Regions from separate parts of the Homo sapiens genome. Here region 2 is linked to region 1. Evidence: chromatin loops called from intact Hi-C (ENCODE). Cell type or tissue: ascending aorta. All regions are shown on one strand. Each heading gives the region's core, and the rest is flanking DNA. Links, peaks and the distances in the headings are about the cores only. Region 1 overlaps SHROOM3 (shroom family member 3). Region 2 overlaps SHROOM3 (shroom family member 3).

The links. Hi-C counts contacts between places; a loop is a spot of excess contacts. Peaks named below come from ENCODE experiments on the same cell type or tissue, not always from the same donor. Only the 100,000 strongest peaks of a DNase experiment are listed, where the experiment ranks them.
Region 2: it touches region 1 in a loop (2.4-fold over the local background); 11 of 110 quality-filtered maps call a loop at or near these places.

What each region holds. Positions count from the first base shown.
Region 1 is chr4:76,501,452-76,517,885 of GRCh38, reverse strand. The region is part of intron 1 of SHROOM3 (shroom family member 3); the gene reads right to left. Among named protein-coding and RNA genes, the nearest start is that of MIR4450, 64 kb to the left of the region's middle. In ascending aorta, for the core only: a CTCF peak has its summit at 6,622 (motif pointing left); no DNase peak of the experiment used is centred there.
Region 2 is chr4:76,550,752-76,567,185 of GRCh38, reverse strand. It overlaps SHROOM3 (shroom family member 3), which reads right to left. Exons shown (of 11, transcript NM_020859.4): 2 at 11,423-11,577. Among named protein-coding and RNA genes, the nearest start is that of MIR4450, 15 kb to the left of the region's middle. RefSeq lists an enhancer at 7,845-8,476. In ascending aorta, for the core only: CTCF peaks have their summits at 7,013 and 7,240; no DNase peak of the experiment used is centred there; H3K27ac peaks cover 3,809 bases.

The DNA.
Region 1 (16,434 bases), core at 3,010-11,009:
CGGGAGGTCATTCAATCCACTTCCTTTCCACGGGGAATGGCTGGGAAGCTTTGGTTAAATGAGTGGTCCAAGGTCACATGGTAACAAATTCTGGCCCAGAGTCCTAATCTGAAAACCCTAGTCTTTTCCTCTCTCTGCTAGCATACACAGGCCCTCATTGGTCTGAGAATTAGCAGAACAGAACCCATATTGTTGAAGAAATTTTCAAATAATCAGCCACTGACTACAGCCCTAACATCCCCTTTATATATATATATATATATACCAAACAAACAAACAAAAACCCTAAGCAACTCAATCAGGAGAAATTCTTTTTAAGTTTCATTTACATGGATAAGAATCCTAAATCTTACCTATCTAGCACATCATGTCAAAAAACTACAAGTTAACCAAGCAAGAATTCTGTGAAACTACCTGGTCAGACCAGCAGAGCTGAGAACAGTGCCCTGGGCATGCAGGGTTAGGGATGTTCTGTATTTGGGATGCCCTGTACTTGCGATGCAGTGTTACCACCTGGGATAGGGAGGAAGTGAGCCTTTTTTAGACACTGTATCTTTGATAGTCCAGGTGATTTGCCTACACCCATCCAATGCCAACTGCATGTAAACTGGGGTGACTTGTTAGTTCCTGGATGACAAGGGTATGACCCAAGATGGGCAGACACACGGACTCTTTCTCACCAGGGCCTCTGGCAGACATTTTCCATGTATCAAAGCTCAAAGCAAAGTTCTTTTACAGCAAAGAAGACCAAGCAGTTGTCACTGAGAAGAAACCTGATTGCTCTCCTTGCAATGATCCTTTCAGCACTAAATATCTAATCCCATTGTAAGACTGAGAAAGTCACCAAGTGTGTTGTATTGCAGCAGGAAATCTATTTGAAGACAGTTTTAATAACAAGATAAATAGAAGTTCCAAAGGGTAGGAAAGGATTTCCTTAAGTGAGAACATAAATAACTCATCATTAAAATCTGGGTATGATGGAAGCTTGGCTGAAAGCAAGACTCTGGATTGGCTAGCTCAGAGGGAGTTCTCAAACCTCCCTGTAAAACTTTTTCACAGATTTCCTGTTCATGAGACTTGGGGTGGGATTGGAGGTAGCAGCTATAATTTATGAAAGGATCCAGGATCAGAAACTTAGAAAATCAGATCTGGAGACCCAACTTAAGTGTAGTTATTGGCTAGACTGTCCTCAGGGACTGCCCTGGTGATGTACACCAGGACTTTGTGTTTCTGTAATGTGCTTATTGCATAATATCTATTAGCTGGTGATTTTGGTTCCTTTTTTTTTTCTAAATCATGCTCCTGTTTTCATATATTATGAGCAAAGTGCTGTTATCTGAGAGTATCAGCTGACTCAGACCATTCAGTTCAGGGATTCCTCTAGGCTCCTGAGTAGGGGCTTAGATAGGGCAAATTCTGATGGTCTTACAAGGGAACCCCAGTCCTTCATGTCATAAGAGCATCTCTGCCTATAGCTTCATCTGATCTCAACACAGAGAACTAATAAGGTAGGGACATGGCATGATTTGGACTTCAGGAATATTACTTTCCTAGTTGGAAGGATGGATAATAGGAGCAATATTACAGTCTAGAAAACATGTTACAAAGATATTGCAATTGACCAGGCTAGAGAGAAAGAGGAACTGAACAGGAGAAATGACGGAGAAGAGATATACATTTGAGTAATAGTAGGAGGTAAAGTCAGTATCCTTGGTCATTCACTAACCATAGTGGGTGAAGGAGCAGAAAGACTCTGTGGTGACTTCAAAGAAGGATCACAACCCACTTTCCCTCTCGGTCTACTGCTAGTTTCACACACTAACCTGACTCCCAATCTCTCTCATTATCTTTGTGTTATTATGAAGTATCATTTCTGGTTATCAGACATGGCTTCCCATGTAATCATTTCCCATGCCAGGCCCTGTGTCAACAGTTGAGCTTTCTACCCACCTGGAGTTTGAGAACAGATCAAGACCAGCTTATGCCTAATATCTCAAATTAATTATTTACCTCATAAAGTAGTACCAGGCAAGTGAGACTGATAAGTCTGTCCTAGCTTAGAAGAAAGACCACCTACATGACTTCTCAACATGACTTTAAATAATAAAATTAAATTTGGCAATGGGAAGTCTACACCCAGACAAGTCTCGGCTTGAGTTTATATGGTTTTTAGACGTAAAATCCAACTCTGGTCACTGACTGATACTGCAAACCCAGAAACATTAACCAAGAAATATTTCATATCCTCTGCTCTATTGGAATAAAACCCAAGCCACTGAGGAGTTTAAGGGCAAAGGACAATTCGAAAACCTGGAAGCAATGGTCAATGTGCTCATTAGAAGTTCTAAAGGAAATAATAATAATAACAATAACATTCTGAAGACCAGAGCCCAAGGGAATCTCAGAGAACAATGGAAATTTCTATTGTGTTGAAAATCATGGAATCAGCCTCTCTTCTCTTGTTTGGTTTTCATTTTCTTCCTTCCTTCCTTTTTTTTTTCAGACAAGTTCTCATTATGTCATCCAGGCTGGAATGCAGTGGCACCATCTTGGCTCACTGTAGCCTCAACCTCCTGGACTCAACTGATCCTTCTGCCTCAGGCTCCTGAGTAGTTAGGACTACAGGCACATGCCACAACATCCAGCTAATTTTTTTTTTTTTTTTTTTTTTTAGACAGAGTTTTGCTCTGTCACCCAGGCTGGAGTGCAGAGGCGTGATCTCAGCTCACTGCAACTTCTACCTCTTGGGTTCAAGCAATTCTCCTGCCTCAGCCTCCCAAGTAGCTGGGATTACAGGCTTCCAGCACCATGCCCAGCTAATTTTTGTATTTGTAGTAGAGACGGGGTTTCACCACATTGGCCAGACTGGTCTCGAACTCCTGACCTCAAGCGATCCACCCACCTTGGCCTCCCAAAGTGTTGGAATTACAGGTGTGAGCCACCACATCTGAACTTTTTTAACAAATGGGTCTCACTATGTTTCCCAGGCTGGTCTTGAACTCCTTGGCCTTACAATGTGCTGGGATTACAGATGTCAGCCACTGCACCCAGCTCATTTTCTTTCTTGAGCCAAGTATTTTCTCTTCCATCTTTCCTCGTTGTCTTGTTCTCCTTCCCTATACTTCATTTTTAATTTTAATTGAATTATATTTTAAATGTTTAATATATTTATTGAATAAAGTTTCACGCTTCATATATTATTGAGATGTAATTCGCATATCATAAAATTAAATCCACATACTATAAAATTCACCCTTTTTCATTGAACAGTTCATTGGCTTATAGTGTATTTACAGAGTTGTGGAACTAGGACCACTATCTAATTTCAGAACATTTTCATCGTCCCAAAAGAGACCTCATATCCACTCGCAGTCCTACTCCATTCTCCCCTATACCAAACCAGCCCCTGGCAGCCACTGAAGTACTTTATTTTTCTATGGATTTGCCTGTTCTGGGCATTTCATATGAGTGGAATCATGCAATATGTGGCCTTTGGTGTCTGCCTTCTTTCAGTTTTTTAAGGTTTCTCCACATTGCAGCATGTATCAGTACATCATTCTTTTTTATGGCTAAATAATATTCCATTATATTGATATACCACATTTAATGTATTCACCATCAGTTAACAAAAATGTGGGTTTCTCCACTTTTTGGCTATCATGAATAATGCTACTATGAACATTTGTTTGGATGTATGTTTTCATTTTTCTTGAGTATTTACCTAGCAGTGCAATTCCTGGCCATATGGTAAGTCCATGTTTAACTTTTTGAGAAACTTCCAAACTGTTTTCCAGAGTGGCTGAAAATTGTTACTATGCTTCATATTTTTTACTTAAACCAGTGAACGGCTTAAAAATTTTTGAAGTCAATTAAGTTGCTTTTTGCTTCCCTTTAGGCTTTGATTTACTTTTAATGTAGGTCTTTGGTCCTCAATAAACTGAAGGGTTCTACCCCTACTCCAGGAACTGTAGCAGCAGAACATTTTAAGTGATAAGTTAATGACTATAAAACGTATGTCATTTTTTAAAGATCAATGTCTGACCCGGATAAGAAAAATCAAAGTCCCAAGTCTTCCAGACTCCCCCTCTATTCCTCAGAATTTTCTCAGTGCCTGCCAGCTAAGGTCAGAGATATTATCTCTGTAGGTGTTTGCTAATGCCAATGAAGTCATTTTCTTTTAAAGGCTTTTCTGCCGCAATTACCCAGTTCTTGTTTCCTGCTTAAAGCATACTACCGGTAAATGTGATCAGTGAGATAGAAGTATTATTTTCCAGCCAGGCACGGTGGCTCATGCCTGTAATCCCAGTGCTTTGGAAGGCCGAGACGGGTGGGTCACCTGAGGTCAGGAGTTCAAGACCAGCCTGACCAACATGGTAAAACCCCATCTCTACTAAAAATACAAAAATTAGCTGGGCGTGGTGGCAGGTGCCTGTAGTCCCAGCTACGCGGGAGGCTGAGGCATGAGAATCACTTAAACCTGGGAGGCAGAGGTTGCAGTGAGCCAATATCATGCTGGCATGGGTAACAGAGCAAGACTCTGTCTCAAAAAAAAAAACATATTATTTTCCCCTCAAACATCAGAATTAGAATCAGCAACCAGCTTCCCCTTCTCCCACACTCAGCCTGAACAGCTTTCCTTGTGTTTAGCTGGCATTGTCTCCCTTTCAGAGTCGAAAGCATACATGTAAAACCTCTGATAGGGAATCATGAAAGACCCGACAGTAGAAAGTTCCACCAAGGGACCTTTGAAGTCAAAGGAAAGGAAGGATGAGTCTTTGACACAAAGTTAACCTACTGCTCCTGCTCTCAGGTGGAAGCTGGAAGCCCTGCATCTGTGGAGGGTGACTTAGCACCATGGCAGGCCTGAGATGGCACGGTGCAAGCATCAAAGCAATTCACAAGACTTGCTCATGTAGATGTGGGTGCACTCCACAGTTTGGGTACTTTTATGACATTGTGAAAGAAGTTGGTTATGATCCAATCCACCTTGTTTCTTCCCTGTATTTCAGCAAAACATTAACCATTTTCTACCCTAGTTCCTCCTTAAAGCTCACCCCAGTTGGTCATATCTCTGGTCTGTGATAAGGCCTTTACCAAATTTTCTGCTAACTGTCCCTCCGTGGGAGCACCTCATCAAGTTGAAAGAGAAATGTATGATTCCACGCTCATTGCAGTATCCGATCCCTACCACAAGTCCCTTAGGTCCAGGTTAGGTTTTCTTTCCCCTTCCCACCCCCAATCATTTTGGAGGTAATTTAGATAGTAACCACCAAAAAGGCCACCAGTTTAAAGGTTAAAACATTTTCCCTCCTTGTCCCTCGATCCCCAAGCACCCTGCAGAGGGTGTGACCCCTAAAGCAGGTAGAATCCTGCGGAAGTGAAGAAGCCCACATTGTGGTGAGAAAATGGCCCACATTCCAGATCTGCCAGTTTCTTCTGCTGCTTTCCTTAATGATTTTCTGCTCTTACCACTTAGCAGGAAGGAAATAAAAGAAGGAAGAGGATCCTCTCTGAAAAAAAAAGGCTCTGTTTATAACCTGCCCTCCTTCCTCTCCTCTGGAGATCCCCTCTGCTTTGGAATCTCAGGGTATGAGCCCAATGCCATTGTAGGGGTTGCAAGGTCAGTTTCCAGTTGCTTAAGTCATGTGGCATCTATCAGAACCATTAAACAACTTCTTCCTGGTACTTGTGTCAATTTCCTTCTAGTCTACATGTCAATCCTTTAACTTGACCTTTGGCCCTATCTTTTTAGCCCTTCCATTCTACTCCCACTGCCTCTCTTAGGTCAACTTCTGCCTGGAAATCCCCAAGGTCCCTGAAGAAAGAGGATCTTTCTATTTAGGCCTCAGGCCCACTCCCTCGGACCTCAGGTTGAAAATATTCTCCTGAGGGTCACCTCACCTGTGTCTCAACTAGGCCCCTGGCCTCTTCCCTAGGGATCTTCAGAACAACCTTCTTTAGATTCTGAGGACAGGCCCCTCACTCCGTTTCTGCAATGGGGTTTCCCATCTCACTTCATGGTCTGTCTCCCACTTTCTCACCATCCTTTTCCAGCCCCACCTGGCCAGGAGTGATCAGCTCCAACCAAGGAACACAGAAACCCAACCCACAGATCATCGAGATTTCCTACTATTGTTTATAATTGGAACATATTTGAATAGACTGGCAACACATGGGTGTTTTATTTGAAATTTTTTCCCTGAGAGAGCACTACCAAGCCCCCATACTGCAAATCCTCCCCGATCCTGGAAGACAGAAGTTGTTTTTATCTTGTAAAGCACATAGCTGCCATTCTGCCAGCAAGACCCCTGCTCATCACAGGTGAAAACTTGAAGGGTATTTTTCCAAGAAGCAGTAGAAGTGATAGAAAAAGCCTTGGAGAAATTGTAGGCAGAGGTGTTGTTGAGTGGTGACTTCAGTGGATATATTGAGAGTAGGGGAATTCCGATTATAGCGATAAAAGCATAATTCTAGGGACATTAAACCTGGGCCTCATAGAAACCACTAAGAGCAGGTAGTGATCTTAAGCCACCTAGATCTTTTACTTTATAACATAGTGTAAATTAAATAATACCATCTTATCCTACTGGTTTTGGCAAATGGCAGCCAAGAGCCTAGTCTTTTGCTGCCACCTTGTGTTTAGGAGACAAAAGTCTAAATTCACAATTGCTGTGGCATTATTATTATTATTATTATTATTTTTGAGATGGAGTTTCCCTCTTGTTGCCCAGGCTGGAGTGCAGTGGCGTGATCTTGGCTCACTGCAACCTCCACCTCCCAGGTTCAAGCGATTCTCCTGCCTCAGCCTCCCGAGTAGCTGAGATTACAGGCGCCAACCACCACACTTGGCTAATTTTTTGTATTTTTAGTACAGGCGGGGTTTCACCATGTTGGCCAGGCTGGTCTTGAACTCCTGACCTCAGGTGATCCACCTGCCTCGGCCTCCCAAAGTGCTGGGATTACAGGTGTGAGCCACCGTGCCTGGTGAGAAATGAACATTTTAGAGCCAGAAGAGATCTTAGAAATTCTCTAGTCCAGCTCCCTTCACTTCACTGATGAGGGAACCAAGACCTAGATTGGGACCAAAGTCTCCTTGTTCTTTCCCCTGTGCCACACTACCTCTCTGGTCAATTACACTCACATCACATGCACATATCGAGTCCTCAACAACTAAGGCCATTGAAGTACATGGCAGAAAAAGCCAGTCTGTCCAAATCCATAGGTGTCTCATTCAGTGGAAACATTTCCAGGGGATTGTGCAGTTGTATATGACAAGGCCAGGTGACCAATGACAACGAGAGCTAACACTTAGCACTCACTGTGGATCAACTGCTGTGCTAAGCACTTTGTGTATATCTCACTCAATTCTTTCAGTAACCCTATAAGGCAACAACTATTATTACCACCATCTTATATTTAAGGAAATTGAGGCTTAGAGAGGTTAAGTAACTTGCCCAAAGTCATTCAGCTACATCTGGCAGAGAGAGAACTCAAACTCAAGTCTGTAACTAGTACAATCTGTGCTCTTGCCCCCATTTTTTATTACTGATTATACTGACTTTACCTCATCCCATTCTTCAGAGATAACATTATTACAATTTGATATATTTCCTTTCAGCCTTTTTTAATGCATAGATAAATATTTTTATGGCACATTGAAATTGATTTCAACACGTTTGTACTATAAAATAATACTGAGGAGGTCTTATATATAAATCTTGGTCTGGATCTCAGTATTTTAATGATAGATTTATAGAAGGAAAAGTACGGGGTCTAAAATTACAATCTTAACTGAGGATTTTGGTATTGGCAAACTTATTTTCAGAGTGCCCGCACCATTTCACAGTCCCACCAATAGTATATGGAAGTACTCACTTTAACACTTCCTCACTGACATTGGAAGTGTTCATATTTGCTCAATTTTGCCAAAAATAATTTAAATTTTGGCAAATTTCAAGGATCTAGTAGATGAGAGCAATACATATCTGAGAATTTCAGACCTAAGGTAACCTAAATGATCCAATAAGAAAAAGACTCTTAGCTCACTTCTGAATATGTGTAATTCTATATGGAAAAAATTAGGTAAAAATTGGGTAAATGTCCAAAAATTCCAAATAAAGTATTTAAAGAGTCTGAGAGTGCTCACTTTTTTGGACATGGCTGAGTAGGAGGCACCATCATGGGAGTCCACACCTGCCACAAGGAACCCAGTGCCAGAAACTCAAGAGCCAGGAAATTGATCTAAAGCTGTTGGTCAAGCGGTACATGTTTCTGGCCAGAGGAACCAACTCCACCTTCAACCAAGTTGTGCTGTAGAGGATATTCATGAGTGGCAGCAACAGGCCAGATGATCAAGAAAATGAAGTTTCCTGGCCAAGAACACAAAATGAATGGTTGTGGGGATCATAATTGGAGGGCAAGGTCCTGACCTGGACGCCCCCAAAGTCTATGCATTGTCCTGCTCTTTCATCCTCACAAGGACCAAGAAATATACAAGCATTTCAGTAAGGCCCCAGGTACCTGCACAGCTACTCCAAACCCTACACCAGAGGCCAAGAGGCCAGCTGTACTACAAAAACTAACCGGATCCTGTCATTATTAAAAATATTGTGGATGCTGGATTCGGAGGGGGGGATATGTATACACTGGCAATGAACAATCTGAAAATGAAATTTTAAAAAAATTCCATTTATAATAGCTTCAAAAAGAAGAACATACTTAGAAATAAATTGAACAAAAGAAATGCAAAACATATTGCTATGGTTTGAATGTATGTGTCCCTCCAAAATTCATGTTAGGATCTAATAGTCAGTATGATAGTATTAAGAGGTGTGTCTTTTGGGAAGTGATTAAGTCATGAACACTCCAACCTCATGAATGGGATTAGTGCTGTCATGAAACAGGTTGAAGGAAGGGCTCTATTCCTTTGTCCTTCCGCCTTCCACCATGTAAAGTCAAGCAACAAGGTGCCATTTTGGAAGCAGAAGGCAAGCCCTCACCAGATACTGAATCTGCTGGTGCTCTGATCCTGGACTTCCCAGACTCCATAACTATGAGCAACAAATTTATGCTGTTTACAAATTACTTGGTCTAAGGTATTTTGTTATGGCAGCAAAAATGTACCATGACACATATACACTGAAAACCATGAAACATTGTTGAAAGAAAATTTAAAAGACCTAAATAAATGAAGGACATCCCACGTTCATTGATTGGAAGGCTTTATATTGTTAAGATGGCAATATTCCCCAATTTGATCTACAGATTAAATGTAATCCCTATTAAAATCTCACTTGGCTTCTTTGCAGCAACTGAAAAGCGATTTTAAAATTCATATGGAAACTCAAGGGACCCAGAATATCCAAACAATCTTGAAAAAGAAGAAAGAAGTTGGAAGACATACTTTCAAATTCAAAACTTACTACAAAGCCACAGTAATCAAGACAGCATGGTACTGGCAGAAGAACAGACATAAATAGAATATAATAGAATTGTGAGTTCAGAAATAAACCCTCATACTTATGGTCAACTGATTTTCAACAAGGGAACCAAGAAAATTAAATGGGGAAAAGAATAATGTTTTCAACAAATGATGTTAGGCCAGCTGGATATCCACAGATCAAAGAAAAAGCTGGACCCTTAGCTCATACCATAGACAAAAAGTTAAAATATCAAAAAAAACCTGAATGTAAGAGCTAAAGCTATAAACTTACAGAAGAAAACACTGGCATAAATCTTCATGACCTGGAATCAGACAATGGTTTCTCGAATACGATTACAAAAGCACAAGTAATAAAAGAAAAAAATAAATTGGACATCATCAAAATTTAAAACTGTGTTTCAAATGACAACATAAAGAGAATACAAAAACAACCCTGATAATGGGAGAAAATTGTTGTAAAACATGTATCTGATAGGGGCTTGCATCTACAATACAAGTCTTAGAATTCAATAATAATTCAACAATAAAAAGACAATTCAATTTTTAAAATGAGCAAAGGATTTATATAGACATTTCCGATAAGAAGATATACAAACGACCGGCCAGGCATGGTGGCTCACTCCTGTAATCTCAGCACTTTGGGAGGCCGAGGCTGGCAGATCACGAGGTCAGGAGATCGAGACCATCCTGGCTAACATGGTGAAACCCTGACTCTACTAAAAATACAAAAAAATTAGCCAGGCCAGGCATGGTGGCGGGCGCCTGTAGTCCCAGCTACTCGGGAGGGGCTGAGGCAGGAGAATGGCATGAACCTGGGAGGTGGAGCTTGCAGTGAGCCGAGATCACGCCACTGCACTCGAGCCTGGGCAACAGAGCGAGACTCCATCTCAAAAAAAAAAAAAAAGAGAGATACAAATGACCAAAAGTGCATGAAAAGATGCTCAATATCTTTAACTATTAAATAAGTGCAAGTCAAAATCACAATAAGATACCACTTCATACCCACTAAGGCAGCTATGATCAAAAAGACATAATAACAAGTATTGGTGAAGATGTAGAGAAATTGGCCCTGCTGATTAGAGTGTAAAATGGTGCAGCTGCTTTGGAAAACAGTTTTCTCTATAACCTGATATAAGGTCAATATTTGCATGTGTTATTTGGTCATATGAGTCTATCTGGAATCACATTTGGATTTATTTATTAAATTGTTTAGATATTTTATGTCCTTTTTAGTTTTCCTCTGCTTGATCAGACATGGACCAACAAAGGTGATTAAAACCTTCTCCTTTTATTTCTTCTTCCTTGTTGCATAAAGTTATGTGATAACTCCATTATCATTGCAAATTATAATCTTTTTCATTATAAATTTTTTCTTTGCTTCATTTAAGAAGAGTTCAGGCTTATTTGACATTAATAATGTGAAACAAGGTTCCGTTTTTTAGTATTCACCTTTTATGCCTTGGTCCATATTTTTGGTTATTATGGAGAGGACCAAATATATAAAATAGAGTACATTATTTTTACATACATGGGATCATAAATGGGGGAAAGGAAGTATGGAGGGAGTACTGTAAGAGAGTTAAACGTTCATCTTCCATAATAGAAAGTCAATAGATAATACTACATATGGACAAAAAAAATGAAGAAGATCCATAAAACATGTTATTAAAAATATGATGATAAATATAAAAAGAAATAGTTGAGAGTTGAGTAGTTGCTGCAGGGAATCAGGAATGAGGTAGGATGGGACTGGGGAGGAGAGGTTACTAGTATCTGTAGCCACTCTGTTTTGGGATACTATATCCTTCATACCCTTCCCTTTCCTTTAAGGGATTGATAATTGATTAAGATGATTGATACTAAACACAGATAACATTATTGAGAGCCCACTATGTGCCAGGCTAAGATACATCCTGCAGTATCTGTGAGGGATTGGTTCCAGGCCCCCTCATCCACAGACACCAAAATCCATGGATGCTCAAGTCCCTTATATAAAATGGTATAGTATTTGCATATGACACACACACATCCTTCCATATACTTTATTTTTATACTTTTTGTTTTTTATCATACTTTAAGTCCTGGGCTACATGTGCAGAACGTGCAGGTTTGTTACATAGGTATGCACGTGCTATGGTGGTTTGCTGCACCCATCAACCCATCATCTATATTAGGTATTTCTCCTAATGCTATCCCTCCCCCAGCCCCCCACTACCTGACAGGCCCTGGTGTGTGATGCCCTCCCCCCAACCCGTGTCCATGTGTTCTCGTTGTTCAACTCCCACTTATGAGTGAGAACATGCAGTGTTTGGTTTTCTGTTCTTGTGTTAGTTTGCTGAGAATGATGGTTTCCAGCTTCATCCATGTCCCTGCAAAGGACATGAACTCATCCTTTTTTATGGCTACGTAGTATTCTATGGTGTATATGTGCCACATTTTTTTATCCAGTCTATCATTGATGACATCCTTCCATATACTTTAAATCATCTCTAGGCTGAGCATGGTGGCTCACACCTGTAATCCCAAGCACTTTGGGAGGAGGAGGCAGAAGGATCACTTGAGGCCAGGAGTTGGAGACATAGTGAGACCCTATCTCTACAAAAACTAATAATAATAATAAATTAGCCAGGCATAGTAGCATGAGCCTGTAGTCTCTTTGGAAGGCTGAGGTGGGAGGATTATTTGAGCCCAAGAGTTCAAGGTTGCAGTGAGCTATGATCATGCCACTGCACTCCAGCCTGGGCAACAGAGCTAGACCCTGTTTCAAAAAAAAAAAAAAAAAAGTCACAATACCTAATACAAGGTAAATGCTTGTAAATAGTTGTTATACTATATTATTTTAAAATTTGTATTATTTTTATTGTTGTATTATTATTTATTATTTTTTTCCCAAATATTTTCAATTTGTGGTTGGTTGAATCCATAGATGCAGAACCCACAGATACAGAGGGCCAATTGTATGTATGGATGTATAAAGTAAGGGTACAGCCATGCCTGGAGAAGGGTTGTAGTGTTGGGTCCCAGAGCTGAGTCAAAACAGAAGTGTACATCTTTAAAAATGCAGAAAAAACATATGATAAAATTCAATACCTATTCATGGTTTCAAACAAAATCTTAGGAAAGTAGGAATGGAAGGGAATTTCCTTAAATCCTTAATCTTCTCAAGAACCTTAGTAAGGTGGGTACTATTGTTACTGCCATTTATCAGATAAGGAATCTTAAGTTCACAGGGCTTATAATTGGCAACATTATGCCTGGCTGTGTGACTTGAGATCTTCTACCTATTGAGTTATCTTAGGTTAATGGGACATGGGTACACAAAGTAATCCTTAAAATGAAAAGAACTCAAAGCTATACTCTTTGTACATTCTCTCATGTCCACAAGAGGGCACCAGGATTCATTAAATTCAAGCCCAATAGTCAAATGTTGAAGTAATTGTAGAGAATCAAACTGCTTAAATATTAGTAAATTTGAAAACCTACAAGTGTGTATTCTCCCAGGTACACCTGCAACTTGGGTCTGAATTGGCCAGCTCTGCACTTTTCAATGATAAAATCCCATTGCCAGTTAGAGTCTTCATACATTTCTACTTACCCCAACCATCCTGGGACATCCAGATGATAGTAATGATAGATTGCTTAACCAGCTTATCTGCCGCTCCACCATGCAGTGATGTTCTATGTAGATGCTATTTCAGTGAGTTTCAATTAGGAGAAAGTGAAGGAGAAAAGTACCCTTTCAGGGAGGATGTATCGGACTTTAGGGGCAGGGGATTATAGAATGTGTAATTTGCTTTTACACATACTATATTATTAATCTCTAATAAGGGCAATCTATATTTAAAAGTTCAAAAAGCTTAATCATATTAAAATTTATATTTGGAAAATAGCTTATTGTTTCCATAATACGTACATTAAACAAAAGTTTCATGTGGATTTTTTATGTTTATCAAAAGGAGGCAGGAGTTTAAAAAACTGATAAGTCGGCCGGGCATTTTGGCGCACGCCTGTAATTCCAGCACTTTGGGAGGCCGAGGCAGGTGGATCACCTGAGGTCAGGTGTTCACGACCAGCCTGACTAATGTGGTAAAACACTGTCTCCACTAAATACAAAAAACTTAGCCAGGCGTGGTGGCGCATGCCTGTAATCCAAGCTACTTGGGAGGCTGAGACAGGAGAATTGCTTGTACCTGGGAGGTGCAGGTTGCAGTGAGCCGAGATCGTGCCATTACACTCCAGCCTGGGCAACAAGTGTAAAACTCCGTTTCAAAAAAAAAAAATTTTTTTGAGAAGTCGGCTTCTCTCTCAACACATCTGGGACTGTACAAAACATTTATATTGCAGAACATCAAAATCTCTTACAGTTGTCTCTTCCTTTCCATGTTTACTGGCACTTCTTCGGTTCAGGTCCTTGTTTGTTCCTTTTTGTTCATGGAGTTTTTGTGATTGTGGGGATAAAGCCAAGACCAGGGAAAGGGCTATAGAATTGGGTCCTAGAGCTGAGTCAAAACAGGGTTGGACATCTTAAGAGATGGAAAAGTCTTTAATAAAAGTCAGCACACATTCATGGTTTTAAACAAAAGTGTAGAAAAACAGAATAGAAGATAATTTTCTTAAACTAATAAAGGATATCTACCAAATGCCTTCCACAGATATACTTTGCTGAGTTTACAAGATCACTAGACAAAGGGTGAATATACAAAAATCAATTATATGGCCAATCACCGTGGCTCACACCTGTAATCCCAGCACTTTGGGAGACCGAGGTAGGTGGATCACCTCAAGTCGGGAGTTTGAGACCAGCCTGGCCAACATGGTGAAACCCTGTCTCCACTAAAGACACAAAAATTAGCTGGGCGTGGTGGTCCACGTCTGTAATCCCAGCTACCTGGGAGGCTGAGGCATGAGAATTGTTTGAACCTGGGAGGCAGAGGTTACAGTGAGCTGAGATCATGCCACTGTACTCCAGCCTGGGTGACAAAGTAAGACCCTGTCTCAAAAAATATATATATATAATAGCAACAAACAAAAGACAACATTTTAAAAAGAATACTATTTACTATAGCAAATCGAACACATAGGAATAAATCTAATGAAATATGTATAAGAACTTTACACTGATAACCACAAAATATTACTGGGAAAATTAAAGAAGACCTAAACATAACGTTCATGAATTGAAATGTTTAGATGTTAATTTTCTATGAATTTATAGATTCATCACAATCTTCACCAAACTCTAGGCATGTGTGTGTGTGTGTGTGTGTGTGTGTGTGGAAGTTGACAAACTATTTCTAAAATACATATGAAAATGCAAAGGACCAAGAATAGCTGAGGCAATCTTCAAGAACAAAGCTGGAAGACTTCCACTTCCAGTTATCAAGAGTCATTATAAAGCCATAATAATCAAGATTGTATAATATTGGCACAAGGATAGACAAGAAGATAGACCAGTGGGATAGAACATAGCATACAAGAAAACAACCATATGTATACAGTCACCTGATTCATGAAAAGTATGACATTGCAGTGAACTGATGGAAAAGAGAATATTTTAAATAAAAGGTTCTAGGTTCACTGGATAGCCATACGAGAGAAAAAACGTATCAGGACTCTAATCTCACATCACACACAAAAATCAATTCCAAATGAATTGCAGATCCAAATATGAAAGATAAAACCAGAAAGCTTTTAGAATAAAGCACAGGAAAACATTCTTATGATATTGTAGCAGCAAACATGCCTTTTTAAAAACCATACAAAGCCATGTAAGGATATAGGTAAAACCAATGGTTCTTCGAATCTCTCTACTCTCACAAAATCGTTCAACACTTCTGATGCCAGAGGGTGGGGGGTTTTCCCCACACACCAAGCAATTCTCTGGCAGATTCTACAGTGGACACGAGCTAAGTATCCTCTAATTCAATTGAATTCTGTCACTATCTGCCTGGAGATAGTGTCAGGTCCCACAAGTTGAGGGTTCAGTCCCACAAGACTGCCCCCACCCCCCTTCAGATGCCAGTCACAAGCACAGAATGTGGCCTCTGCTTCTGAATGACCAGCTATCCATCGGATTCCCATGACCTCCACTTTGGTTTGATTAATTTGCTAGAGTGTCTCACAGAACTCAGGTGTCTTAGTGCATTTTCTGTTGCTTATAACAGAATATCTGAAACTGCCTAATTTATAAAGAAAAGGAAATTATTTCTTACAGTTATGGAAGCTAAGGAGCCCACGGTGTAGGGGCTGCATCCGGTGAGGGCTTTCTTGATGGCGGGGACTCTGGAGAGTCCCGAGACGGCACAGGGCATCACATGCCAGAGAGCTGAGTCTCTCTTCCTCTTGTTATAAAGCCACCAGTTCCAGTACCGTAATAACCCATTAATCCATCAATGGATTAATTCATTCATGAGGGTAGAGCCCTCGAGACCTCTTAAAGACCCCACTTCTCAATACTGCCACATTGGGGATTAAGCTTTAATATGAGCTTGGAGGGGATAAACATTCAAACCATAGCATCAGGGAAATACGTTACTTATGTTTACTGGATATAATAAAGGATACAGATGACTGGCCAGATGAAAAGATACATAGGGCGAGGTCTGAAAGGGTCCCATGTGCAGGCACTCCTATGCCCATGAAGTTGGGGTATACCACCCTGCTGGCATGCAGATGTGTTTGTCAACCCAGAAGCTCCCTGAATCCCATAGTTTAGGAATTTTTATGGAGGCTTTATCACGTAGACATGATCAGTGATTAACTTTATTTCTAGCCCCTTTCCCTTCTCTGGAGAATTGTGGCAAGTTGGTGGATTAGGGCTGAAAGACCCCAGCTTATAATTATGGCTTAGTCTTTATGGTGACCAGCTCCCATCCAGGAGTCCACCAAGAGCTACCTTATTAAATGATGCTCCTGCCGCCCAGGAAATTCCTAAGGACTTTAAAAGCTCTAAAATTCCTAAGGACTTTAAAAGTCAGGAACCAGAGTAAAAG
Region 2 (16,434 bases), core at 3,196-11,195, 49 kb before region 1:
TACGTAAACAATAAACACACTAACCAAGCAACTGTCCCCACATGTATAATTTTACACATCCCACCCACTAAGCAAACGCAGCATCAGACTAGAGTTTGACAGCAGAATAAGAGGGGAGTAGAAAAATTGCGTTTTTCAAATGCACTGACAAACTGTACTAAGCAATCTGGCAGCTGGTCTACAGACAGCGGCACGGGCCTCTAGACTAGGTAATACAATTAAACAGACATTTTAGCTACTGGCAAAAGCACAAAGACGCTAGTCTTAGAGACATAATTTTGCCAACGACTAATGAGGCTCTTCAGAGCTGCCACATGCGAAGATGCCCAAAGCAACAGAACCATGAGGAGACAGGTGGTAAAAAATACATATTTGAGGTAGCCATCTTAATAAACAATGATCAAAGGAAAAAGAACCCACAGTTCATCTCAAGTCAGATGGAACCAGGTGTTTCTCTTTGCCTAATGAAGTCTAAGAGCCTACTACTGCTCTCAGTAACCCACAAACCTATACTTTAAGATTCTTCTCCAGGACCTTCATGGGACACTTGTGATCTTAGAGCAGTTAAATTAAATAAAACAGAAAAACAGAACAGGACAAAGCTTGCCAGGACCTTCGAAGATCTGATTTTCCATTAAGGATATGTGGAGGGGGTGGTATTTAACAATCCTTTATGGAAACCATTTCTCTACCCCTCATTCTCAAGAAATGGGGGATTTATGCTAAGGGTATACAAAGTGTGGTTTTTGAAACATGGGGGCTGATGAAATAAATGAATACAGTTGTAGCTCTGCATTCATGGGGGATTGGTTCCAGGACCCCCTCATAGGTATCAAAATCCATGGATTCTTAAGTCCCTTGTATAAAATGATGTCATATTTGCATATAACCTATACACTTCCTCCTGTATACTTTAAATCATCTCTGGATTACTTATCCTACCTAATATAATGTAAATGCTACGTGAATCACTGTTGTATTGTTTAGGGAAGAATGACAAGAAAAAAAGGCTGTACATTTTCAGTACAGATGAACCATCCATTGTTTTTTCTTGATTTTTTTTTTTTTTTTTTTTTTGAGACAGGGTTTTGCTCTGTCGCCCAGGCTAGAGTGCAGTGGCCCGATCATGGCTCACTGCAGCTTCAATCTCCTGGCTCAAGCAGTCCTTCTGCCTCAGCCTCTTGAGTAGCTGGGACTACAGGCACGCACCACCATGCCCGGCTAGTTTTTGTAGAGACAGGGTCTTGCAATGTTGCCCAGGCTGGTCTGGAGGCAGACCTGGACTCAAGGGATCCTCCTGCCTCGGCCTTCCAAAGTGCTGGGATTATAGGGATTACTGCACCCAGCCTTTTTCTTGAGGCGCTTTTAAAGTTTCCAATACAGGGCTACACCCCCACATCTATTAAATTAGACTCTCTGAGGCTGGACTTGGAGGTTCACGCCTGTAATCCCAATACTCTGGGAGGTCCAAGGTGGGAATCATTTGAGACCAGTCTGGGCAACAAAGCGAGACTCTGTCTACAAAAAATAAAAAAATTATCTGGGTGTGGTGGTGTGCACCTGTAGTCCCAGCTACTCCGGAGGCTGAAGTAGGAGGATCACTTGATCCCAGAAGGTCAAGGCTGTGTTCATGCCACTGCACTCCAGCCTGGGCAACAGAGTAAGATCTTGTCTCAAAAAACAAGTAAAATAAAATAAATTAGAATTTCTGGAGGTAGGAGCCAGGAATTAGTTTGTTGTTGTTATTGCTGTTTTAAAACTCCCTTGGTAATTCCAATGTGTAGCCCAATTTAAGAAGGAGTAGCTTTAAGCCATTTTGATTCAAGTATTCAGAGTTCCAAATATTTGGTTCATCTTCTAAATGGGACTCATCCAAACTTACCTGTCCTAGCTGATGCATCCAAATTTAAAACTGGGGGGAAAGATTCCACCATAACTTTTATTTGATCTCAGAACTCAGACCTCATATCCTAAAGGCTCAGACAGATATTTGAGTGCCATTCTTTTTTTTTTTTTTTTTTTTTTGAAATGGAGTCTCGCCCTGTCACCCAGGCTGGAGTGCAATGGTGCAATCTCAGCTCACTGCAACCTCCGCCTCCTGGGTTCAAGCGATTCTCCTGCCTCAGCCTCCCTAATAGCTGGGATTACAGGCACCCACCACCACACCCGGCTAATTTTTTGTATCTTTAGTAGAGATGGGGTTTCACTATGTTGGCCAGGCTGGTCTCGAACTCCTGACCTCATAATCTGCCAGCCTCAGCCTCCCAAAGTGCTGGGATTACAGGCATGAGCCACCGCACCCAGCCTTGAGTGCCATTCTTTAATGGTGCATTCATTAATTCTTTAATGGTATAGAAGGTTGGCTCCTGTCTGGAATACATTTGTCTGAAGTAAAGCTGTGCTAGCCCAAGAATGAAATGTGGTCTTTTATCATCAAACCTCCTTCACTAGGAACAATAGAACATTCCTTTGTATGAAGCTAGTGTTTAGTGCATAGCCAGTAAGCATATGTAACCCATTGAATAAAAATAGCAGTTATCATTATGTGCTACGGGGGAAAAAGATGTCCCCTTCCTCATTACAGTAAGGGAGTCTTATTGCATACCTCTCAGGAAACCTAATAATGTGTTACATGAATTTTCCATGGGAAGGAACAACTGGTTAGGAAATAAAATACTATACTTCTATACAGTGACATTCAAGCCTAGAAGTCCAAAGAAGCCGAAAACTGCTCTGAGAATGGTCCCAGCAGGATTGAAATACCTCCTCAAAGCATACTGAGCAAATTTCCATGATGCCAGGCCTCTTGGAAAAGTTTCTGGGGGTCAGAGGCCACTGCAGCTGCCTCCTTCCTCTCCTCTCAACCACTTGCTCAAGTGGAAAAAATGTTTAGAAGGGTAAGTTACCACAGTTCTCAGTTATACTGATCTCCCCTCTAGGGAAGTCTCATCCTGGGTGCAAACGGAAGTGCAGTTTGGGATTTGTACTCATGTCCCAGGCATCTGCCAGCCCTTTGCCCAAATTAAGAACTTCAAAGAGCAGATGACCAGGATGAGTGAAGTAATGAAGGGAGAGCAGAGCGGGGCATGGGAGGGTGGTCACAGCTCTTCAGGAGACATGTGGAGGTGAGAGGTAACATTTCAGACACGAGACGCTCCTAACACAGAACCATAGAGTGGTACTGCCTGCCATGCTGGCTGCCACTTCAGCTCCTGTGCTTTCCTCCTGTGGCACGTGGTGGGGACACACTGCCTTCCTGCCCCTTCATACAGGAGTTAACCACAGAGCACAGCATCGGGCCTTTTTTTGTGTCTTGAAAGTCAGTTCTTGGAACTTACCATGGCACAGAAATATTTCTCATTTGTCTTCTGTGTCCAGGAGAGGTAGAGGAAGCCACACTTTTATGCACAGAGGTGAGTTCCTTGAGCTTCAAGACCAGTTTTGCAATTGCCTATAAAAAGGTCACTGCACCTTTTCTGTTTGTCCTCACCTCCCACTGCCTGCCCACTTGATAGTTATCTTTTGATGTCATAACTTTCCCAGAGGCAGCATATTGTGCTGTCTAAAGAACATTATGTTTTCAAATTGCTCAGCCTGGGTCACATGTGCCTATATAACCTGACCAGTCCTTGGAACAAAAAAACACCAGATGGTGCAAATACACTTGCGTAGAGAGCCCCTTCCTGCAATCCGAGCTTCCTCTCCTGGAGCTCAACCTTCCACCAATGAGCTTCAACATGGTTCAAAGTTAGAACTCTTTCAACTTACGTTCGCCAGAGAATATGGCCTTTTTTACAAAATCCCATTCTGAACTTGGGCCTAGTTGGTACTGTCCTTTAAAGCCACATTTCCTCTTAGCAGAAAGGTTATAATCAGAAGCTTTAAAACCTATGTGTTCTCATTTACAAAAATGAGTCAAATCAGTGCCATTAAATAGAGCAATCATCAGAGAATGTGGTCAGGTAACTTTTCATGAGACTGTACAATAGAAGCTCCTTATGAAATAAAGATTAATATTTTACTATGATGAAACATTTTATATATACTATCTTATTTCATCCTTATAGCAACTCAGTATGGAACTGTTCTCCTCCATTTTAAGAAGAAATTTAGTCTTAGAGAGATTGAGTAGCACCGTGGTATGATGGCCAGACCACAGCAGAACTGAGACTGGAATCCAGATGATATAATGTCTTCCTCATGCTGTTTGCAATTTCATATCTGAGAATTGGCACCTTCGTGCTACACAATCTGGCTTGCAGATTGTCAATTTATAAGAAAAAAATATGCTTTTTATGTTCTAGAAAAGTTTCAACCCTTCCTGTCAACTTTATTGCCTTAAAAATAGGGAGTTCTGTTCCATTTGCTTTTAAAGCTTTTAATAAATTGCTTCTTTAAACTGCTTTAAAAGAGTCAGAAAGAGACATCAGGTGGTTAATCTCAAACTGCTTTAAGAATGTAGATGCTTTTTCAGGAAATAGAGTCAGGCAGGTGAGGGGGTGGAGAGGTGGCAAAACAGTGTGAAGGAAGTGAGGAGGTGGTAGTGAAAATATTCCAAGAAATTATTTTCTTTTATAAACTGTAACCATGAGCTGGAAAAGGCACTGATTTGCACAACCCTTTTTATTAATAGCTAATAGAGTTAATTTTGTATCCTTTCAGAGGACTTAAAAAAGTTCATTACAAAGTATTTCTTTTAAGATCATTGACTTGCAAATCCTGGGTGAGTTACAGTCTTGCAATTCAATCTAGAAATATAAGGTCACAGAAATCTGACACTGAGGTAGCAAGTGTGTCAGCCAACCATCCCATTCCATTCTAATAATGTCATCTCACTAGTTTATAAAAAGAAACTATTCTGTTAACCCTCAGAAACATGGGACGGTGAATTCGGGGGAGTGTGGGCCCAAGGGTCTTGGTGAACTTAATTTCATCACCATTTTTGTTAGGAGGGAGGAAGCAGCCACTAATGCAGCCCAGAGTTTCATTTCCAGAGGCTGCTGCAGAGACTCAAGTCTGCTGGGCATCCAAAGTAGTCCGGTGCATTTCCTTCCCAAAGGAAGTTCAAGGTCAATGGGGAATCACCTCTTCATTCAAAATGTTTTCTTAGATGAATCAAACATAAGCTTCTTTGTTTTTTTATTGTTTTGAGGGTTTTTTTTGTTTTGTTTTTTGAGACAGAGTTTCGCTCTTGTTGCCCAAGCTGGAGTGCAATGGCGGGATCTTGGCTCACCGTAACCTCCGCCTCCCAGGTTCAAGCGATTCTTCTGCTTCAGCCTCCCGAGTAGCTGGGATTACAGGGGCACGCCACCTCTCCTGGACAATTTTTTGTATTTTTAATAGAAACGGGGTTTCACCATGTTAGCCAGGCTGGTCTCGAACTCCTGACCTCAGGTGACCTGCCTGCCTTTGCCTTCCAAAGTGCTGGGATTACAGACGTGAGCCACCATGCCCGGCCTTGTCTTTTGTCTCTCTCTCTTTTTTTTTTTTTTTTTTTTTAGCATCACAGATATTTCTAAAAGGAGGAGGCAGTGGAATAGAAAGCACTAGTTCATGATTTCACTGCTTGAGGGGCCAAAAGTCCCTAAGACTTACATCCTCGAAGAACTAGACTCTTATTTTGGCCACTAGTATGTGGCCTTGGACAAGTCCTTACCTATTTTTGGATGCATTTCCCTCATTTCTACCTCCAGGCAGAGACTCAAGGGCTGAAAGTCTTAAGACCTAGATTCTCACTCTAGCCTAGATTCTCACGCTAGCCACCTCTACATGGGCAAGTCATATAGCCTGGCATATACATATTTTAGGCAGATGTTTATTGTTTTTTACTTTTTCAATGCTGCTTTCTCCTCAATCTCTCTTTTCCCAGCAAAATGTGATCTACCACTGATACTACTACTACTAGTACTACTAAACACGTATATTCAGCCAAATAAAAAAGAATTGTTTCCTTCCAACACATCAACTCATAGAATAAATTGATGGGAAGGGGAAAGGTTACATCAAACTTGCAGAGGTGATGGAAAGCTTTGGGAGGAAGATTCCATTTTGAAAAGGGGCTCAATTTTCCCTACCCTCTGCTCTCTTTGATGCCCAGAAAGATAATTTCCCCACCAAAGTCTTCCCATTAACTAGGACTTCATATGCTGTGTTCTAGAGATTAAGGTGGAACTTGTCAAAGAGATAATTTACTTAACAAATATGCAACTTGTTTTCAGTAGATTCATGATTTAATAACTGTACTAAATACCATACCCACATGATTCTTATTTAATCCTCACAACAATTTTGTGAGGCAAAAATCAGACAGATTAAATTACTTGCCCAAGGTCACAAAGCTAGTGCCTATGCCATCAGACTTCAAACCCAGGCAGTCTCAAATCTGGTAGTGCTGGACACCGCTATCTCAGGTATCCTCTCTGACTTTTGCCTGGCTTGCATAGCATTATAAAAAAGTACGAAATATTTGAAATGAAATATACTCAAGTTTTTCTTTGCCAACTACAAGTAAAAACACAAAAAATTCACTTACAACAAATTTAGGAGTAGGATAGTATTTGGCAAAAATAGCACCTCCAGCTTTCTTTTGATTAATGAAGGATTAATAAGTAAATAAACAAAATAAATAGCACCTTAATGCAGAAGGTTGGAAGGTTAGATTTGCCAAGGAAAATGGAGAAAAGATCAGAATTGGGATTAAGGATTCATTGATTCTAAGGCCATTCTGATAATCCAATTCAGGATAGGAGTCTGAGTCTGAACTCAGGGTAAAAATATGTATTTATATGAATACACAGCAATTAACCCCAGCAATCTGTTCTGGAGGTCAAATATAGCTTCCTATTTTTTAAATTCAAGTTTTAGATTATCTACAAATAGCAGTGAGCATTCCTTATACTAAACGCAACTTCCATTACCCTCAGGGATGATAAATTAAACCTGAAGACCCTTTCCTTTGTCAGTTTCCATTTTAAAGGTTACCCGATCCCTGGACAACTATTTTACACGTATCTACCAGATAAAGTCTCTGTTGATTTCAGGGAGGATTTGGAGTATGATTCTCATTCGTGTCCATGTCTGCTTTCCTAATTAACATCCTTTGCACTGTCCTTGCATTCCACAAGGGTTTTCTGCAACTGGGAGCTGTTTATTTTCCTTTGGGAATGTTTTTTCTCTGACCCACTTATTATTTTATCATTTCTTCTCCATTTATCCACTACTAGCTGTTAACCTTCACTCTTCGTGTATCAAGCAGCAGACACATGCTCTGTTGTTGCAGCGTCCACAGCGCCTCCTTCACGCCCTCCTCCCAGAGAGGGCTAAACTCTGCCTTCTTTATGGGTCAGCAGATCTTTGAAAGTCTTTGACCCACAACTTACTTGAGGCTTTGCATTTTTCTTGTCACTGTAGCCTTTTAAGAAGGTGTTTCTACTTTTTATTGTTTTTGGTCACTGGGTAAGACAATCCCAAAACTTATATAAACACTATTACCCTGCTCTGTGTTCTTGGCATTTTTATGATGGATGTGAAAGCCTGACATGAGGTGCCGCCCTCGCCCAGCCAAAATAACTTTAAGAGAAAAAGAGGCAGGTACATGGCTGCCAAAATATACATTTTGACTACACAAATGATTTATTCATGAAACAGACATTCCTTCCTATTATGTTTCCAGGAAGACACCCCAGTCTTTTTTAAAGTATAGAGATCACATAGAAAAAAAGAAAGTTAATAAATGAAATGTCCTTAGTCACTCTGGCATCAATAAATCAAAGGAAACAGAATCTCAGGACGATGACGTGTGCCAAGGTATAAAGGTAAGACTTCTCAGGAAAGTGACGGCACTACGAAATACAAAGCCAGATTAATCCAGCGCAAAGAGGCTTCTACCCGGATCTCTGCAAGGTAGGGGAGGAATGTCCATCCATGTCTCTGGAGGCGTGTTGATAATCCCCATCTATAAGCATGTGTCAGATGTAAAGGCAGCCTCCTTTTCCTTTGAAAGTTCAACTATAAAAATCAACACATAATAGATGAGATAAGACATATTCAAAAGGCATCTTAGGGACAAAATGTTTCCCACACCAGAAGCAGAAAGTGCAAGAACTGCTCAGTAACCTTATCGATTGCATTAGCATACGTAAAGAAAGAATGTGTCAATCAGGAAGAGGATTTGGTGTTGACGAGAATGAAAATGGAGAGGAGAACGTTGGCAGCATGATTCCCTGGGGCCCAGAGGGGAAAGGGCCCTTGCTTCTGGATGTGAATCTCTGGCCGCCTGGCAGCCAAGCCCCTATTAGGAAGATGGACCATCTGGCCATCAGAGTGGATCCTAGCAAATACTGGTGCCTACAGAACTATTCTCTTCACTTGGAGTTGGAAATCACTATGCAAACTCCTGACCATAATTAGACTTCCCATTTAGTTTTCTTGTAGGGATAAAGTACTATATACTGGTTTTTGGTCCATATGGCATACTTTTCACTTATAGTTGTCTTTTCCAAAATGAGTCAGTGTAGTAGCATTCTGGTTTATATCCTTCAGTTTCTTGTGATTTGGATACTGTGAATTAACACTCCTAAATTCCACAAGGTCTGAGACAGTCATGACCAATTCTGGACCTGTAAGCTGGGTACTAGCCCTTAAATGGTTGTAAACTCACTAAGAGAATGAAAGGGGGGGCCTCCAGATAACCAGGGAACCAGCATATATGGTATTATGGCAATACTTCTCCATATTAGCATGTGTCACATCTCTCTAGCCTAATCCAGAATAATAATAATCAAATATTGCATATCCACTGTGTACTTACACTTACTTCACTAATGCCCTTTCAAGGTAAGAATGATTATTTCCATTTCACAAATGAGGAAACTGGGGCTTAGAGAGCCCAAAGTCACACAATTTGCAAATAACCAGACCAGATTTCAACCCCATATCTGTCTGTTTCCAAAGGTTCTACTAGAAGAAGTAATTCAAATCTTATATCACCATCTATTAGAAGGCCTACCAGAAGCCACCATGATTATTCTTCATAGCAGGAAACAGAGCAGCCCTTTCCAGAGGCCAATCTATCACCACAGTCATGTTGAAACACATCAGGAGTGTGGATTCTGCCATTAGTACCCAACAGATCAATGCCCAGTGTTTCCAAACTGGGCTCCTGGGTTCCAATGCCAAGGTGAGTTCAAAACCTTCAGCACTCTCTGGACACAAGGAATGGCCCCATGGTTCTGAGCTTGTCTACCCATCTGTTTGAAACATCAGCCCCATGTTTGAGATGACTGCTTACTTTACTGAAATCTGGATCTGCAAGGAATGAGCCTATGCCTAGAGTTGGCCAATAATAATAGAAATAATAGCAGCAGCATCTCTTGTTACCTCAGAGTGTTTCATCTAATCTTTCCAATCACTTTGTAAAGTATGTTGGATTGCCCAAGTATAATTGCCAAAAATTGCATATATTCAAAGTGTACAATGTGATGATTTGATATATGTACACACTGTGTCATGATTACCACAATCAAAAATCAAATTAATCAACACACAGTTACCTGTGTGTGTGTATAGTGAGGACACTTAAGATCTATTCTCATAGCAAATTTTAAGTAAACAATACAGTATTACTAACTGTAGTCACCATGTTTTACCTTAGGTCCCCAGAACTTATTCATCTTATAACTAAAAGTTTGTACCCCTTGACCAACATCTCCCCATTTCCCCTGTGCCCCAGTCCCTGGCAAACACCATTCTACTCTCTGTTTCTGTGAGTTTGACTTTTTTATACACCATGTATAAGTGAGAAGATACAGTTTTTACGGTTCTGTGACTGGCTTCTTTCACTTAACAAAATGTCCTCCAGGTTCATCTACATTGCTGCAAATGGCAAGATTTCCTTCTTTTTTTATGGCTGGATAATATTCCTCGTGTGTGTGTGTGTGTGTGTGTGTGTGTGTGTGTGTATACATAAACATATACATATATACACCACATTTTCTTTGGTTTGTCCCTCCATGGATACTTAGATTGTTGCCATATTTTGGCATAAATACATATATTTAAATCCTCATTTAAAGATGAGGATATTGAATTTTCAGTGAGGTTAAGTAATTTGGCCAAGCTCACACAGCTAACAGGTGACAGCCCTGGAATTTGAACCCGGGTCTGTCTGAATCCGGTGCCTATGCTTTGAGCCACTCTGCATCACTGACCACCAGAGAAGCAATTGCTGGTTGATGGCCCTGTAGACAGACCAGACACAGCCCAGCACACTAGGGAGAGTCACTAGAGCCTGGAGACACAGTGGGACCACAGTCATCGCTGTGTTTTTTGTGGCTGGGAGGAGCTGCTGTTCCCCTGAGCATGGGCTCACTTAGGAAACATTTGAGAAATGAATTAATGCAGGTCTTTAAGAGGCCATCTGTGGCATGATGGAAGACCAGCTTACTTTCTACAGCCTGAAAATGGTGGGGCTTCATTGATGACTCCTGAAGTCTCAGCCAACTAGAACATTCTTAAATACTGTAACATTAGCTGCTATGTGAGGCAGCTGAAATCTAAGGAAGAAATATTCAAATATGCAAAATATTTGGGCCTAGCGCTTAGCAGGTCAAGATAATGATGCTCAAGTGGCATGAAATAGAATCAGGCAATCTGGATTCTATTCTGGCTTTTCAACTTATCAGCTTGGCTACCTCCAGTAACCTATTTAATCTCTTGCCTGTAAAATGGGGATAGTGATTAGCTATCTCATGGGGTTCATGTGCAGATTAAATGAGCTAAGATGTGTAAAATGTCTCAAGCAGTGCTTACTAATAGAGATCAAAAAAATAATTCAATTCCCATCCCCTTTCCATAAATAATTTCCTCCACGAAGGGTTGGTTCCCGGGAGTACAAAGCTTCTGATGCTAAGGCATTAAAATCAAACACAACCCAACACTTTCCCAACAGAGGAATCACCACTATTGAGACCAGAAAACAAAACAACCAATGAGAGAATTTGCCTGTTTTGAAGAACCCTGTGATGCAGGTGTGGTTCCCAAAATGCCACTGAAAGCTCCAAGCCAATTTCTTTCTCTAGTCCCACCAGACAAAAAGCTTATTAGAGCTCTGACCGCATCTGGGATGAGTGTCACTTTTCATCAGGTCCCAAAATTTAGGTAGTCCAGTGAGGTCTATCCCTGACAAACCAGTACCTGCTGGGAAATGAGTGTTCTGAAAGACAGCAGTGTCTGAAATGTCTTCACCCCACTTCCTCCCCACATCCCACAAGATAGGAAAGAAAAAAGAAAAAAAGGCAGGATCCATACATGGAGGTTTAAAGCCAAGCTACCAACCCCGAGCTCTTTTCCCAGAGGTGGGGTAGGGTAGGGAGAGAGGTGGGGTGAGGTGGTAGGAGGGACAGGGTGGGGGTCTGCCACCTACCTGCGCACTACCAGCCTGAGGGTCTTGTAGGATCCTTTCACCAGGGAAACTGCCTCCTTTCTGGAGCTGCTCAGAGTCACCTCATTGATGTGCACAACCTCATCCCCAGCCTGCAGTTTGGAGCTCAGGGTGTCTGCTTTGCCCCCTTCTTCGACCTGCTTGGAGGGAGAGATGCGACAGCCACGAGTGAGCTTTCCCCTGGCCTGGGGTCTGTCCGGCTATCCCGAGCCCAGCTTAGACTCCTGCAGAGCCCAACGGACCAGCTAGGGCCACACCCCAGCGCTTGCAGCCAGAGGGAAAACTGTGAGAGCGCAGGGACTGGCTCTGGGTGTCCACACCCTCAAGAACCAGCACCCTGCCTGCCCAGGGAGGGCGCCCTTAAACATCAGCTGAATGAACGACAGAACTCAGTTTCCATCCAAAGGCCATTATCCCACGGTGCTCAGGACATCTCCCCAGCCCTTGCTTTACATCTTCAAAAAGTCCACTCAGGGCAACTGTTTTATCCCTTTAGAAGAGCAGTCCCCAAACTTTTTGGCACCAGGGACCAGTTTTGTGGAAGACAATTTTTCCACGGATGGGGTGTGGGCGGATGGTTTTGGCGTGGTTCAAGTGCGTTGCATTTATTGTGCACTTTATTATTTTTTCATTATAACATATAATGAAATAATTATACAACTCAGCATAACATAGAATCAGCGGAGCCCTGAGCTTGTTTCCCGCAACTAGATGGTCCCACTGGGGGCGATGAGAGATAGTGACAGATCTTCAGGCATTAGATTCTCATAAGGAGTGTGCTACCTAGATCCCTCGCATGTGTAGTTCACAATAGGGTTCGGGCTCCTGTGAGAATCTAATGCTGCCACTGATCTTACAGGAGGCAGAGCTCGGGTGGTTATGTGAGCAATGGGGAGCAGCTGTAAATACAAATGAAGCTTCACTTACTCATCCACTCCTACTGTGCGGCCTGGTTGCTAACAGACCACTGTAATGGTCCGTGGCCTGGGGGTTGGGGACGGGTTACATTAGAAGTTGAGTTCCTCTGGCCGGGTACGGTGGCTCATGCCTGTAATCCCAGCACTTTGGGAAGCTAAGGCTGGCAGATCACAGGGTCAGAAGATCGAGACCATCCTGGCTAACACGGTGAAACCCCATCTCTACTAAAAATACAAAAAAATTAGCCAGGCATGGTGGCAGGCACCTGTAGTCCCAGCTACTCAGGAGGCTGAGGCAGGAAAATGGCATGAACCCAAGAGCCGACGCTTGCAGTGAGCTGAGATCACGCCACTGCACTCCAGCCTGGGTGACAGAGTGAGACTCCGTCTCAAAAAAAAAAAAAAAAAACACAAACAAAAAACAACAAAAAAAAGTTGTGTTCCTCTTACCTTACTTTTTGTTCTAAAATTATAATTCATTGGATACATAAAGTAGTACATTCAGACAATGGAATATTATTCAGCACTGAAAAGAAATGAGCTATCAAACCATGAAACAACATGAAGGAAACTTAAAATGCATATTTCTAAGTGAAAGAAGCCAGTCTGAAAAGGCTACATACCACACAATTTCAAGTGTATGACATTGTAGGAAAGGCAAAACTAGGGAGGCAGTAAAAAGATCAGCAGTGGCTGAGGTTAAAGGGAAGGGTAGGATGAATATGGTGGCACAGAATATTTTAGGGCAGTGAAACCATTCGATATGATATTGTAGTGGTGGACACATGCCTTGTACATTTGTCAAAACCCATAGAATGTACAGCACCAAGAGTGAACCTACTATAAACTATGGGTGACAGGAGATGTCCATGTAGGTTCATCAGTTGTAATAAATGTATCACTCTGGTGCAGGATTTTGATAGTGGGGGAGGCTATGTGTATGTGTGGGCAGCAGATACATGGGAAATATCTGCACCTTCCATTCGTCTTTTTTTTATGAACCTAATATTGCTCTTAAAAAATAAATACGCTGGCTGGGCACAGTGGCTCACGCCTGTAATCCCAGCACTTTGGGAGGCTGAGGCAGGTGGATTTGGATTGCCTGAGCTCAGGAGTCCAAGACCACCCTGCGCAATGTGGTGAAACCCTGTCTCTACTAAAAATACAAAAATTAGACGGGTGTGGTGGCACACACCTGTAATCCCAGCTAGTTGGGAGGCTGAAGTGGGAGAATCGCTTGAAACCACGAGGTGGGCCTCGTGCGGTGTCTCATGCCTGTAATCCTAGCACTTTGGGAGGCCGGGGTGGGTGGATCACCTGAGGTCAGGAGTTCGAGACCAGCCTGGCCAACATGGTGAAACCCCGTCTCTACTAAAAACACAAAAATTAGCTGAGTGTGGTGGTGCATGCCTGTAATCCCAGCTACTCGGGAAGCTGAGGCAGGGAAATCATTTGAACCTGGGAGGTGGAGGTTGCAGTGAGCAGAGATCATGCCACTGCACTTCAGCCTGGGTGATAGAGCGAGACCCCGTCTCAAAAAAAATAAATAAATAAAAGAGAAAAGAAAAGAAACCAGGAGGTGGAGGTGCAGTGGGCCGAGATTGCATCACTGCTCTCCACTCCAGTCCAGCCTAGGCGACAGAGCGAGACTCTGTCTCAAAACAAAACAAAACAAAACAAAAATGTCCTGCACTATTATTCAGTCAACAAAGTTATTCAACACCTGCTTTACATCAGAAATTTTTCCAAGTGCTTGGGCTATAAAAGTGGACAAAATAGACAAAAACCTTTTGATCTTCTGATGCTTAAGTTAATGGGCAGAGGAGGGGAAGCAAACAATAAACATAATAAACAAGTAAGTAATGTAGTACGTTAGAAATTAATCATATGCTTTGGAAACAGGAAAATAAGGCTCGATCTGGGTCACATGCCAATGGATACTTATAGACGTCAATAACAATGAAAGGGAAGTAAAGGGGAAAACAAAAACAAAACCTGAGTAAACAAAACCTCACCCATATTTTCTCTTTTTTTAGTAATTACTCTCCAGAATTGCCCACATGTTCAAAAACCTTCAATAGGTCTCAAGATACATAAAATAGACCAAGCAATTATATATATACATATATTACATATACAAATTATATGCAGACATAGCTACATACATATATAGATATCTATATATATGTATATGTATATAGCAAACATAATGAGGAATGTATATGTATATAGATATATGTATATACATATATAATTGCTTGGTATGTCTATATACATATATTATATAATTGATATATCTATATACATATATAGATATTTTGGGAGACAGACTCTTGCTCTGGTGCACAGGCTGGAGTGCAGTGGCACAGTCTTGGCTCACTGCAACCTCAGCCTCCTGGGTTCAAGCAATTCTCCCATCTCAGCCTTTTGAGTAGCTAGGACTATAGGCGTGTGCCAACAGGTCTGGCTAATTTTTGTATTTTTTGTAGAGATGGGCTTTTGCTGTGTTGCCTGGGCTGGTCTTGAACTCCTGGGCTCAAGTGATCCTCCCACTTTGGCCTCCCAAAGTGGTGAGATTACAGGCATGAGCCACTGTGCCTGGCCAATATATACTATTTTAATATATATAAAATAGCTTTTATTTTATAAATAACAATTAAAAATTTAGGCCAGGCGCAGTGGCTCATGCCTGTAATCCCAGCAATTTAGGGGGGCCGAGGCGGGCGGATCACAAGGTCAGGAGATCGAGTCCATCCTGGCTAACACGGTGAAACCCCGTCTCTACTAAAGATACAAAAAATTAGCCGGGCGTGATGGCGGGCGCCTGTAGTCCCAGCTACTCGGGAGGCTGAGGCAGGAGAATGGCGTGAACCCAGGAGGCAGAGCTTGCAGTGAGCCGAGATCGCACCACTGCACTCCAGCCTGGGTGACAGAGCGAGACTCTGTCTCAAAAAAAAATAATAATAATAATTCTTCTTTTTCCCATTTTCAGATAATCAAGTGGACAAAATAATATATAAATGTAAAGTGACATCTAATAGTTTATTATTTTTATACTGCTTGAACTTGCTGCTGTGGTTACACACCCTGAATTTCAGCAAAGCTATTTATGTCTATGTCTGTTCCCCACTCACAGTCCCACCCCTCCCCACCTTGGACTGTGAAGTTATTGAAGAGACTTCATGAGAAATCATGACTCCATCCTTTCCTCCCCCAGCATGCCTCTCCAGAGCTTTGCACACAGGACCTACTCAGAAAATATTGGTTCGTTCATTCAATAAATATTTATGAACAGCCACTACTGTGGTCAGCTATGGTGCTAAAAGCTGCGAGTACAGTGATGAACACTGTAGATACGGTCTTGCTCATGTTGCAGTTTGTGAAATTGCATCCCTTCAGTATTATTTGCCAACAATTTCAACGAAATGAGACCTAGGAAACAATCAATTTCTTATATTAAAAAAGGAAGTCAAGAAAGCTCATTTGTATAGTTTATATCATGTCCTCATGACTGATTTGATGTGAAAGCAAACATTATGGGGAAGACTGTCATAAAGAGTTTCATTGTTGTTCACTGTTCTTATAAACTATTTCTTTAACCTTTTGTATTTACAGAGTTCCTCACAATCTCTTCGTTTTGCACTGCACTTTTAGAATTAGCCGGATGTGGTGGCACATGCCTGTGGTCTCAGCTATGCAGGAGGCTGAGGTGGGAGGATCGCTTGGGCCCAGGAGGTTGAGGTTGCAGTGAGCCAAGATTGCACCATTTCATTCCAGTCTGGGCAACAGAGGGAGACCCTGTCTCGAAAAAAAATTCATCCTAGCCCCCAAGTGAGGGTTCTCTCTCTGCTGCTCAAGCTGGAGTGCAGTGGTGTGATCTCAACTCACTGTAGCCTCAAACTCCTGGACCCAAGCAATCCTCCCACCTCAGCCTCCTCAGTAGCTGGGATCACAGGCATGTGCCACCATGCCTGGGGAAATTTTTTTATTTTTTGTGGAGACAGGTCTCACTATGTTGCCTAGGCTGGTCTTGAACTCCTGAACTCAAGCAAGCCTCCCGCTTCAGCCTCCCAAAGT